2 separate regions of the Homo sapiens genome follow, and region 2 is linked to region 1. A link is a loop called in an ENCODE intact Hi-C map of the cell type or tissue named here. Cell type or tissue: endothelial cell of umbilical vein. All regions are shown on one strand. Each heading gives the region's core, and the rest is flanking DNA. Links, peaks and the distances in the headings are about the cores only.

What was found. Hi-C counts contacts between places; a loop is a spot of excess contacts. Peaks named below come from ENCODE experiments on the same cell type or tissue, not always from the same donor. Only the 100,000 strongest peaks of a DNase experiment are listed, where the experiment ranks them.
Region 2: a loop joins it to region 1, with 9 times the contacts of the local background. A loop is called at or near these places in 1 of 110 quality-filtered maps.

Annotation. Positions count from the first base shown.
Region 1 is chr13:74,113,214-74,118,602 of GRCh38, reverse strand. All of the region lies in intron 1 of KLF12 (KLF transcription factor 12), which reads left to right. Among named protein-coding and RNA genes, the nearest start is that of KLF12, 18 kb to the left of the region's middle. In endothelial cell of umbilical vein, for the core only: no CTCF peak of the experiment used is centred there; DNase peaks (open chromatin) are centred at 462, 792, 1,112 and 3,272; H3K27ac peaks cover 3,058 bases.
Region 2 is chr13:74,240,342-74,245,730 of GRCh38, reverse strand. The region is part of intron 1 of LINC00402 (long intergenic non-protein coding RNA 402); the gene reads right to left. It also overlaps a transcript of KLF12 not described here. Among named protein-coding and RNA genes, the nearest start is that of LINC00402, 12 kb to the right of the region's middle. RefSeq lists an enhancer at 3,992-4,545. In endothelial cell of umbilical vein, for the core only: no CTCF peak of the experiment used is centred there; DNase peaks (open chromatin) are centred at 1,680 and 1,960; H3K27ac peaks cover 1,320 bases.

The sequences.
Region 1 (5,389 bases), core at 167-5,166:
CTCCACCTACCAGCCTTTGCAACTGAGTCAGCCACTTTGTCCTTCATTCTCTTATCTACCAGGAAATAGATTAACATAATGTATGGAAAGTCACACCATTCAGAGGAAACCAGATTTCCTTTACAACATAACTAATAAAGCACTTAAAAAGTTTTTTGTGTTTTTGATGCGTAAGAATTTTATTTAACAATGTAACAAACTTTGCAAAGTTCATTAAGCATTGTGAGACGTGTGGCTTTTATTTAAAGAAGGTTGACTAAATCATAGACATTTAAAAGATTTTGAAATATCTCTTTTATTATGAGAAATTTTAAACATATACAAAAGTAGTGAGAATAGTATAAGAAACCCTCATGCACCCAGACTTAACCTTAACAATTCTCAACATTTTGCCATCTTGTTTCATAAATCTCTGGCCTCACTCACCCTGAACAACTAATTTCAGACATATAATTTTACCCATAAATACTTTAATATATTTGTCTAGCAGATAAGGACTTCAAAAAGCACATACACACACATACAAAAACTAACAATGTGTAATGACACTTAGTAGAATTACCATGGCGTTGTTTATCAAGACCAGGAAACCAACATTGGTAGGTTATTGTTGTTTGGATCTCACTGGCTTTTCCATTAATGTCTACTTTCTCTTTTAGGATACAAACAAGTACCATATTGCTTTGAGTTGTTACACCTGTTAAGTTTTCTGTTTTGTGGCAGTTTCTTAGTCTCTCTTTTTATTTCATGACCTTAAGAATTTTAAGGAGTACTGGTCAGGTATTTTATAGGACGTCCTTCAGTTTTGGTTCATCTGATGCTTTTCTCATGGTTAGACTGGCTTAGGGGGTATTGGAAAACAATATCACATAGGTGACGAACCCTTCTCAGTGTATCACATCGGGGTATCATTGTATCATATCATGATATCCACAAGATACCACTGATGATCTTAACCTTAATTACTTGGTTAAAGTGGTATTTGCCAAGCTTCTCTACTGTAATTTTTTTCCATTTCCTTACTCTGTTCTGTGGAAGTGAGTCACTAAGTCTTGCCTACTCTTAAGGAATAACTACATATCATGTTTAGAATTCTATAGATTATTTTGTTCTCCCCCATTTATTTTTAAATTTATATTGGCATGGGTACATGCGTATATATCTTACATGTGGAGTCATAAGCTAATACTGTGTTAGTCTCTTATTTAGATTTTTCTGGTTTTGACCAAAGACCACTTTCAGATTTGCTCTTGTGGCCCAGTGACATCCCCTTGTCCTTTTGTTTTTGAATACTTTGTTAACTTTCTGGTATTACAGGATACTCCAGGCTCATCTCATATTTTCCCTGCCACAGCTACCAAATCAGCCAATCCTTCAAGGGTCTCTCATTTCATTGTAGAATGATATCTAGAAACCATGGACTGGGTGCTGAGTGTTCTTTTTGCTACCAGGGTAGATGCTGTTCTAATTGTGAATCAAGTTGATCAGAATCAGTCTTTCTTTAAACCTTATTTTTTTAATAAACTGATAAATAGAGGAAATACCAATAATTCTGTTTGAAATTATTACATTATTTTGGCTAATTGACTGGAATTTTCATAACTTATGTTGCGATAAGAGTAGAGAAAATAGATTTTTTACCAAATCTTGCAGCAAGTTGATTGACATTTTTCTTACGTTTGCTCTTGGCTAACTTTTCATTATCTTGGTTCCCTGGTATGGTGGGATATTAGGGATGTTTTATTTGAAGAGTTTGAGTCTATGGATACATTATATTGCCAGCATTATTTTATAATCTGCTAGATAGTACTATATTAATAGTTAATTGGTCCCTTCAGTTAATAATGTAAACCTTGAATAGAACAATTATTTCAGGCCTAATTATAGTTTATAGAAGTTTTGAAATTTCTATCCTAGTTTCCAACCCTAATTTGAAGATCATAGCAGTCTTTGATCTTTGTAAGATTAAAATACTTTCTGAAAAGTTCTGCTATGACATCTTAAACTGTGTCTAGGAAACAATCATAGCCATGGGAATCAACTTATTCTCAGTGAATGTTCATGATGTGCAAGGGATTGTGTTTCAAATGAAAGCCTAAAATCTTGAGAGGTAAGGCTTTAAACACTTAAATTTCCTGTAAGGATAAATTCTTAGTAGTTTGGCTTTCTACCATTCATGTAAAACTACACGTGCTGTAAAATGTTCATGGCCACGTATAAAGAATTTAAAGAAATTGAAACTTCACTTAAAGCAGGTTCCCACTCGATGTGAATAAGAGTGTTTCTTTGTGAGGAAGAAAATATATCTCTGGCCTTTTTTCCCTAGGAGCAAAGAAATGGTCTCCAGTGATCTGTCATTGGGCATTGTGTTAAGTAATCCTTAGTAATTTCTTAGTAAAAAAAATGCTGGTGAAGCTTTCTGGCTATGCCTCAGTGGTTCCTTTTCAAAGAGGATATTAGCAGAGAAGGGAAGAAATTAAGTTTTCCTGTTTCCACTTTTCCTCATTTTTGGGTTTATCTATAAGTTTATTTCATGTGGGTGTAAGGTAAGAAAACTGAGCACATGTTTACTGTATGGCAGCGATAGAGTGTGGAATGGTAAATCTCAGTAAGATATACCCACGTGTGAATCCTGGGAATATGTGAATATTGCCTTGTTTGGAAGGTGGTTTTTGCACGTGTAATTATGTTAAAGATGTGAGATGAGAACATCCTGGATTTCTCAGGTAAGCTCTAAATTCAGTGACAAGTGTCCTTACAAGCGTCAGAGGAGGAGAAGGCAATAAGAATACAGAGGCAGGGGTTGTAAGGATGTGGCTACAAGCCAAGGAATACCAACTAGTGCCAGCAGCCACCAGAGGTTGCAAGAGGCAAGGAAAAGATTTTTTTTTTTTTTTTTTGTCAGAGTTTTACTCTGTCGCCCAGGCTGGAGTACAGTGGCATGATCTTGACTCACTGCAACCTCTGTCCCCCAGGTTCAAGTGATTCTCCTTCCTCAGCCTCCCGAATAGCTGGGATTATAGGTACCTGCCATCACGCCTGGCTAATTTTTGTATTTTTAGTAGAGACAGGGTTTCACCCTGTTGACCAGGCTGGTCTCGAACTCCTGACTTCAGGTGATCCACCTGCTTCAGCCTCCCAAAGTGCTGGGATTACAGGAGTGAACCACCATGCCCGGTGGAAAAGATTCTTTTCTAGAGCCTTTGAAGGAGTTATGGCCTTGCTTTTCCCCTTCTCTACAACTGTGAGAGAATAATTTCTGTTGTTAGTCATCAGGTTTGTGGAAAATTGTTAGGGCAGCCACAGGAAATTAATCAGCTCACTATGGGCAATGTATTATGTGAAATGTTAGTGGTTATAAGGTCTTTGCTACCAGGAATTCAAAAATCTTTGAAAAGTAAACAAAAATATAATACAGTATTACAAGTTCTATAAAAAATAATTGTACAGAAAGTTCTGAAAGCTTTGAAGGGGATAACTAACTTTGTTAATTTGGAGGATTTAGAACAGTGGTCCCCAAACCCTTTTGGCACCAGGGCTGGTTTCATGGAAGGCAATTTTCCCACAGACTGGGAAAGAGTGGGAATGGTTTCTACCTTAGATCGTCAGGCATTAGATTCTCATAAGGAACATGCAACCTAGATCCTTCTCATGCACAGTTCACAGGTACTGGTCCATGGCCCCGGGGGTTGGGGCCCCATGATTTAGAGTATTCATTGAGAAAGAAGCATTTCTTCTGTGTTTGAATGACGTGTAAGACTATTTCTGGCAAAAAGGGAGTGGAGGATTAGAGGGAGGGGGACATGTGTATGAAATAGCACGTTATGCTCCTTTAAACCCCATCTGTGAGATGAACACCCATCTAAAACTTCAGTATTTTCAAGTATTGAGGGTAGATCAATTTCTGGAACCCACGTTGACAACTTGATGCTGCCATATCTCAGATTTTAATAGTGTGTCTCTGCTGTAAATATTATTAAAGATATTTTAAAAATTGCCTTTCATTCATACTTCATCCATTAATCTTCTGACTCAATCTCTTTGGCAGCTTAGAGTGTAGTATGATGTCAGTGACCCACATATAAGACCTTAATTATAGGCATACCTCAGAGATACTGTAGGTTTGGTTCTAGACCACTACAATAAAGCAAATATCTCAATAAAGCAAGTCACTAGAATTTTGTTTATTTCCCCAAAGCATAATAGTTATGTTTACATTATAATGACCTATTAAGCACAAAATAGCATTGTGATGAAAAAAAACCTACATGCCTTAAATTAATAATACTTCATTGCTAAAAAATGCTAACATTCTTTTGAACTTTAAATGAGTCATAATCTTTTTGCTGGTGGAGGGTCTTGCTTGGATGTTGATGGCTGCTGACTGATCGGGGTGGTGGTTCTGAAGGTTGGGGTGGCCATGGCAGTTCATCAGTGTTCACAGCATCTTCACCAGGAGTAGATTCCAACTCAAGAAACCACTTACTTTGTTTGTAAGAAGCAACTCCTCATCCATGAAAGTTTTATTGTGAGATTGCAGCAATTAAGTCACATTTTCAGGCTCTACTTCTAATTCTATTTCTCTTGCTGTTTCTACCACATCTTCAGTTACTTATTCCACTGAACTCTTGAACTTCTCCAAGTCATCCGTGAGGGTTGGAATCAGCTTCTTCTAAACTCCTTCTAATGTTGATATTTTGACCTCCTTGCATAAATCACAAATATTCTTAGGACATCTAGAATGATGAATCAGTTCCAGAAGGTTTTCAATTTACTTTGCCCAGATCCATCAGAGGAGCCACTATCTATGGCAAGTATATCTTTACATAACGTGTTTCTTAAATAATAAGGAAAGTTGAGGTAACTCCTTGATCCTTGGGCTGCAGAAAGGATGTTGTGTTAGGCATGAAAACAGCTTTAATCTAGTTCTACATACGTCTGTGTCAGAGCTCTTGGGTGACTAGGTGCATTGTCAACGAGCAGTAATATTTTGAAAGGAATCTTTTCTGAGCAGTACATCTCAATAGTAAGTTTGAAGTATTTAATAAACCATGCTGTAAGTAGATGTGCCATTATCCAGGCTTTGTTGTTCCATTTATAAAGCACAGGCAGGGTAGATTTAGCATAATTTTTCAGAATAGTGAGTGAGCATTGGCTTCAATTTAAAGTCACCAGATACATTATTCCCTAACAGTCAGCCTGTGCTTTGAGATTGTAAAGCCAGTCATTGACTTCTCCTCTCTAACTATATGAAAGTCCTCCATGGCGTCTTCTTGCGATAGGTTGCTGTTTTGTCTACATTGAAAATCTGTTTGTTTGTTTTTGTTTTTTAGTATATTCACCTTCATCAGTGATTTTAGCTAGATCTTCCGGATAACTTGTTGCAGCT
Region 2 (5,389 bases), core at 1-5,000, 130 kb before region 1:
TTTGCTATGTTCCACAGTGGATACAAGGTTCATAAAACAACAAATTTTATGTATAAAATAAGGTCAATAAAATATGGTAAGAACTCTCAGCCAGAAATGAGAAAATAAAACAAGGTTCTCAGAGCAATCATTTCCTGTTTTTAAGCCTCAACTTTTTAATCTATCAAATGAGAAAATCTGTTAGGAGGTTTCTAAATTCATTTACAATGTTAACATTCCTTCACAGGTCTTTATTTTCCTCCTACTAGATCTGCTTTGTTTTAAAACCTGTCTCATTTTTCCATGCAACAATTTCTCTCTCTGATCCTATATTACTTTCCTAGCAATTTCATCTACTCCCATAGCTTTAATTTCCACTTTCAGACTTTTAATACCAAAATGTTGTAGATGATAGATAGATAGATAGATAGATAGATAGATAGATAGATAGATAGATAAACTTATCTCCCATTCTTCAAACCTGATATACAGCTTCCTACCAAATGTCTCACCTGTATGTCCCAAATTCATCACAAACGTTCATGTTCAAAATTGAAAACCTTCTTCTTTTCTTGTATCTGTCTCAATAAATAATAATACTGGCTACCCAAATACCAAAACAAAGAACTGGAAATTTTCCTTGATAGCTTCTCTAGCCATCCAACTGGTACTCTGACCTGCTGATTCTTCCTCTTCTATTCTCATGCCTCTAATCCCTCTTCCAGGGCTACCATCAGAGTCATCAGAGTGACTTTTCCAAATCCTAAATATGTTAATCTATCTTTTTGTAAGTTTGAATCATTTAGTCATATGTTTGTTGCTGCTGTCACCATCTTAAAATCCACCAGTGGTTCCCTATTACCAAAAAGTGCTTCTCAATTTGGAATACACATTGCTCAGGAGGCCTGGTAATGTGCTGGGGGAATTCAAAACTCAGGATAACATCTTGTTTTTGAAATTCAATTTTACTTGGTAGCAATAAGTTGAAAAATTGTCCTAGCATTAAAAGGAGTAGGACAATACACATTAGAATCCAAAAAATATGAAGGGATACTATAAATACATTTTTCATTTGTGATGGCCCACTTCAGGCTATGCCCCCAAAACCCACAGTGGAGGGCAGATATTCTTCTTACCCCTTTGGAACACTTTAGATGAAATGTTTGAGAAGTATCATGAATGCAGAATAAAACCAAGACTTCTTAGTACAACACTTGCAATTCTCCATCATCTGATTCCTACCTAATTACCTCAACGGTCTCATCCTCTTCCCTCTGTCCCTGTCTGCAACTTGTGATGGTGTAAGCTTGGTGGACCTGCTTGAAAGTAGAAAGTGATAAGTTTGGAGGGAAGTTCAAAAGAATTATTGGAGCCAGCTCATGTTCTTCATGCCACAATAAGACTTACTTCAGTAGACTATGGGGAGCCCCTGAATGTTTTAGGTAGTGGAACATCAGGATCATCTGTAGTTTATAAATAAAAGACTAAGCTACATCATGATACCTCTAGTAACAAAGTGACATATGGATCAAAGACTGGAGGGAAGTCCAGGTGAAAGATGAAATTCTTAACAATTACCAAAGATGATATTCTTAACAATTACTGAAGAGTCAACTGTGGGAATATAAGTGACACTTTTCACTCTAAAGGTTTGAGGTTAAAAACAAAAAATTCAACCACAGCAGGAACTGTGATAATGATTCATTTGGTAAACATCCTGTAGTAGATGTTTCCGATACTCATATTAGTAAAAGCAAGCAAATTCAGTTTTTCTAACCCCAACATATGTTCATTAAAACAAGTGAGACAGATCACAATTGTCTTTTGCACATATTGAGTCCACAATTTCAAAATTGTGTGCTAGTGTCGGGCCTCCTCCACATTGCCTATACACTCTGTTCCCATTGCTTAGAATGCCCTTCTTAGTATGGACCCTATTCCAATTGTGGAACCCTTAACTGCATTTCAAAACCCAGGACAAATGATACCTCCTTAAAGAATGTCCTCTCATGGCCAACAAACATATGAATAAAATGTTCATCATCATTAGTCATTAGAGAAACGCAAATCAAAACCACAATGAGATACCATCTCATGCCAGTTAGAATGGCGACCATTAAAAAGTCAGGAAACAACAGATGCTGGAGAGGATGTGGAGAAGTAGCAATGCTTTTACACTGTTGGGGAGAGTGTAAATTAGCTCAACCATTGTGGAAAACAGTGTGACAATTCCTCAAGGATCTAGAACCAGGAATACCATTTGAACCAGCAATTCCACTACTGGGCATATACCCAAAGGATTATAAATCATCCTACTATAAAGACACATGCACACATATGTTTATTGTAGCACTATTCACAATAGCAAAGACTTAGAACCAACCCAAATGCCCATCAATGATAGACTGAATAAAGAAAATGTGGCACATATACACCATGGAATACTATGCAGCCATAAAAAAAATGAATTCATGTCCTTTGCAGGGACATGGATAAAGCTGGAAACCATCACTCTCAGCAAACTAACACAGGAACAGAAAACCAAACACCGCATGTTCTCACTCATAAGTGGGAGTTGAACAATGAGAACACATGGACACAGGGAGGGGAATATCACACACCGGGGCCTGTCAGGGGTGGGGGACAAGGGGAGGGAGAGCATTAGGACAAATATCTAATGCCTACAGGGCTTAAAACCTAGATGATAGGTTGATAGTGCAGCAACCCACCATGGCACATGTATACCTATGTAACAATCCTGCACGTTCTGCATATGTATCCTAGAACTTAAAGTAAAAGAAAAGAAAAGTGCTCTCACTGCCACCAAATGAAGATTCATCAGGGCTCTGCAGTGGGTGGCAGTGAGAGGCAACTTCCCCGAGTGCCCAGAAATTCTATGTACACGTGGCTCTGATAGCCTCACCTTGCTGTAATATGTCTCTGCATGTTCAGCTCACTTTAGACTGTGAGCTTCTTAAAAATAGGGCCACGCCTTCTTTCCCCTTGTATCCCCAGTATCCTTGGGCAGGATGCTCAAGCCCTACACCTACTAAACAATTGAGAGTTTATTGGATGAGCATATTAAAGAATTAAAACTCACAAAGAAACTAGCCTCATGACTTTGTTACGTCTCATATAAACACGTGTGTGTTGATATCATTTGGCTATGTCCTCACCCAAATCTCATCTTGAATTGTAGCTCCCGTAATTCCCATGTATTGTGGGAGGGACCCAGTGGGAGATAATTGAATCATGGGAATAGTTTCCCACATACTATTCTTGTGGTAGTGAATAAGTCTAATGAGATCTGATGGTTTTATAAGGGGTTTCCTCTTTCACTTGGTTCTCATTCTCTCTCTCCTGCCACCATGTAAGACATGGCTTTTGCCTTCCACCACGATTGTGAGGCCTCCCCAGCCCATGGAACTGTGAGTCCATTAAACCTCTTTTTCTTTATGAATTAATAGGTCACAGATATGTCTTTATCAGCAGCATGAAGACAGACTAATACACATGTCAAAGAAAATTCAGGGACATGTAAACTCATTTCAGAAATAAAAGTCCATCTTACAAGATTAAATCTACCTTCTATAAAATTTGACTATTCAACTGATCTATACTTCCTGTAAGTAGTAACATCATTAACAAACATTTTATGTTTGAGGGGGAATTAAGTAATGATCATGCAAATACAGAACTTTTAAAATTTAACTCTCCAATAACACTCCACAGAGTGGGCAGAAGAGCTTTTAATATTCCTACTTTAAAAATTCGGTACCTGGGGGGAGGAGCCAAGATGGCCAAATAGGAACAGCTCCGGTCTACAGCTCCAAGCGTGAGCGACGCAGAAGACGGTGATTTCTGCATTTCCATCTGAGGTACCGGGTTCATCTCACTACGGAGTGCCAGACAGTGGGCGCAGGTCAGTGGGTGCATGCACCGTGCGCGAGCCGAAGCAGGGCGAGGCATTGCCTCACTTGGGAAGGGGTCAGGGAGTTCCCTTTCTGAGTCAAAGAAAGGGGTGACGGACGGCACCTGGAAAATCGGGTCACTCCCACCCGAATACTGCGCTTTTCCGACGGGCTTAAAAAACGGCGCACCACGAGATTATATCCGGCACCTGGCTTGGAGGGTCCTACGCCCACGGAGTCTCGCTGATTGCTAGCACAGCAGTCTGAGATCAAACTGCAAGGCAGCAGCGGCAGCGAGGCTGGGGGAGGGGCGCCCGCCATTGCCCAGGTTTGATTAGGTAAACAAAGCAGCCCAGAAGCTCGAACTGGGTGGAGCCCACCACAGCTCAAGGAGGCCTGCCTGCCTCTGTAGGCTCCACCTCTGGGGGCAGGGCACAGACAAACAAAAAGACAGCAGTAACCTCTGCAGACTTAAATGTCCCTGTCTGACAGCTTTGAAGAGAGCAGTGGTTCTCCCAGTACGCAGCTGGAGATCTGAGAATGGGCAGACTGCCTCCTCAAGTGGGTCCCTGACCCCTGACCCCCGGGCAGCCTAACTGGGAGGCACCCCCCAGCAGGGGCACACTGACACCTCACATGGCTGGGTACTCCAACAGACCTGCAGCTGAGGGTCCTGTCTGTTAGAAGGAAAACTAACAAACAGAAAGGACATCCACACCAAAAACCCATCTGTACATCACCATCATCAAAGACCAAAAGTAGATAAAACCACAAAGATGGGGAAAAAACAGAGCAGAAACACTGGAAACTCTAAAAAGCAGAGCGCCTCTCCTCCTCCAAAGGAACGCAGTTCCTCACCAGCAACGGAACAAAGCTGGATGGAGAATGACTTTGACGAGCTGAGAGAAGAAGGCTTCAGACGATCAAATTACTCTGAGCTATGGGAGGACATTCAAACCAAAGGCAAAGAAGTTGAAAACTTTGAAAAAAATTTAGAAGAATGTATAACTAGAATAACCAATACAGAGAAGTGCTTAAAGAAGCTGATGGAGCTGAAAACCAAGGCTCGAGAACTACGTGAAGAATGCAGAAGCCTCAGGAGCCGATGCGATCAACTGGAAGAAAGGGTATCAGCAATGGAAGATGAAATGAATGAAATGAAGCGAGAAGGGAAGTTTAGAGAAAAAAGAATAAAAAGAAACGAGCAAAGCCTCCAAGAAATATGGGACTATGTGAAAAGACCAAATCTACGTCTGATTGGTGTACCTGAAAGTGATGGGGAGAATGGAACCAAGTTGGAAAACACTCTGCAGGATATTATCCAGGAGAACTTCCCCAATCTAGCAAGGCAGGCCAACGTTCAGATTCAGGAAATACAGAGAACGCCACAAAGATACTCCTCGAGAAGAGCAACTCCAAGACACATAATTGTCAGATTCACCAAAGTTGAAATGAAGGAAAAAATGTTAAGGGCAGCCAGAGAGAAAGGTCGGGTTACC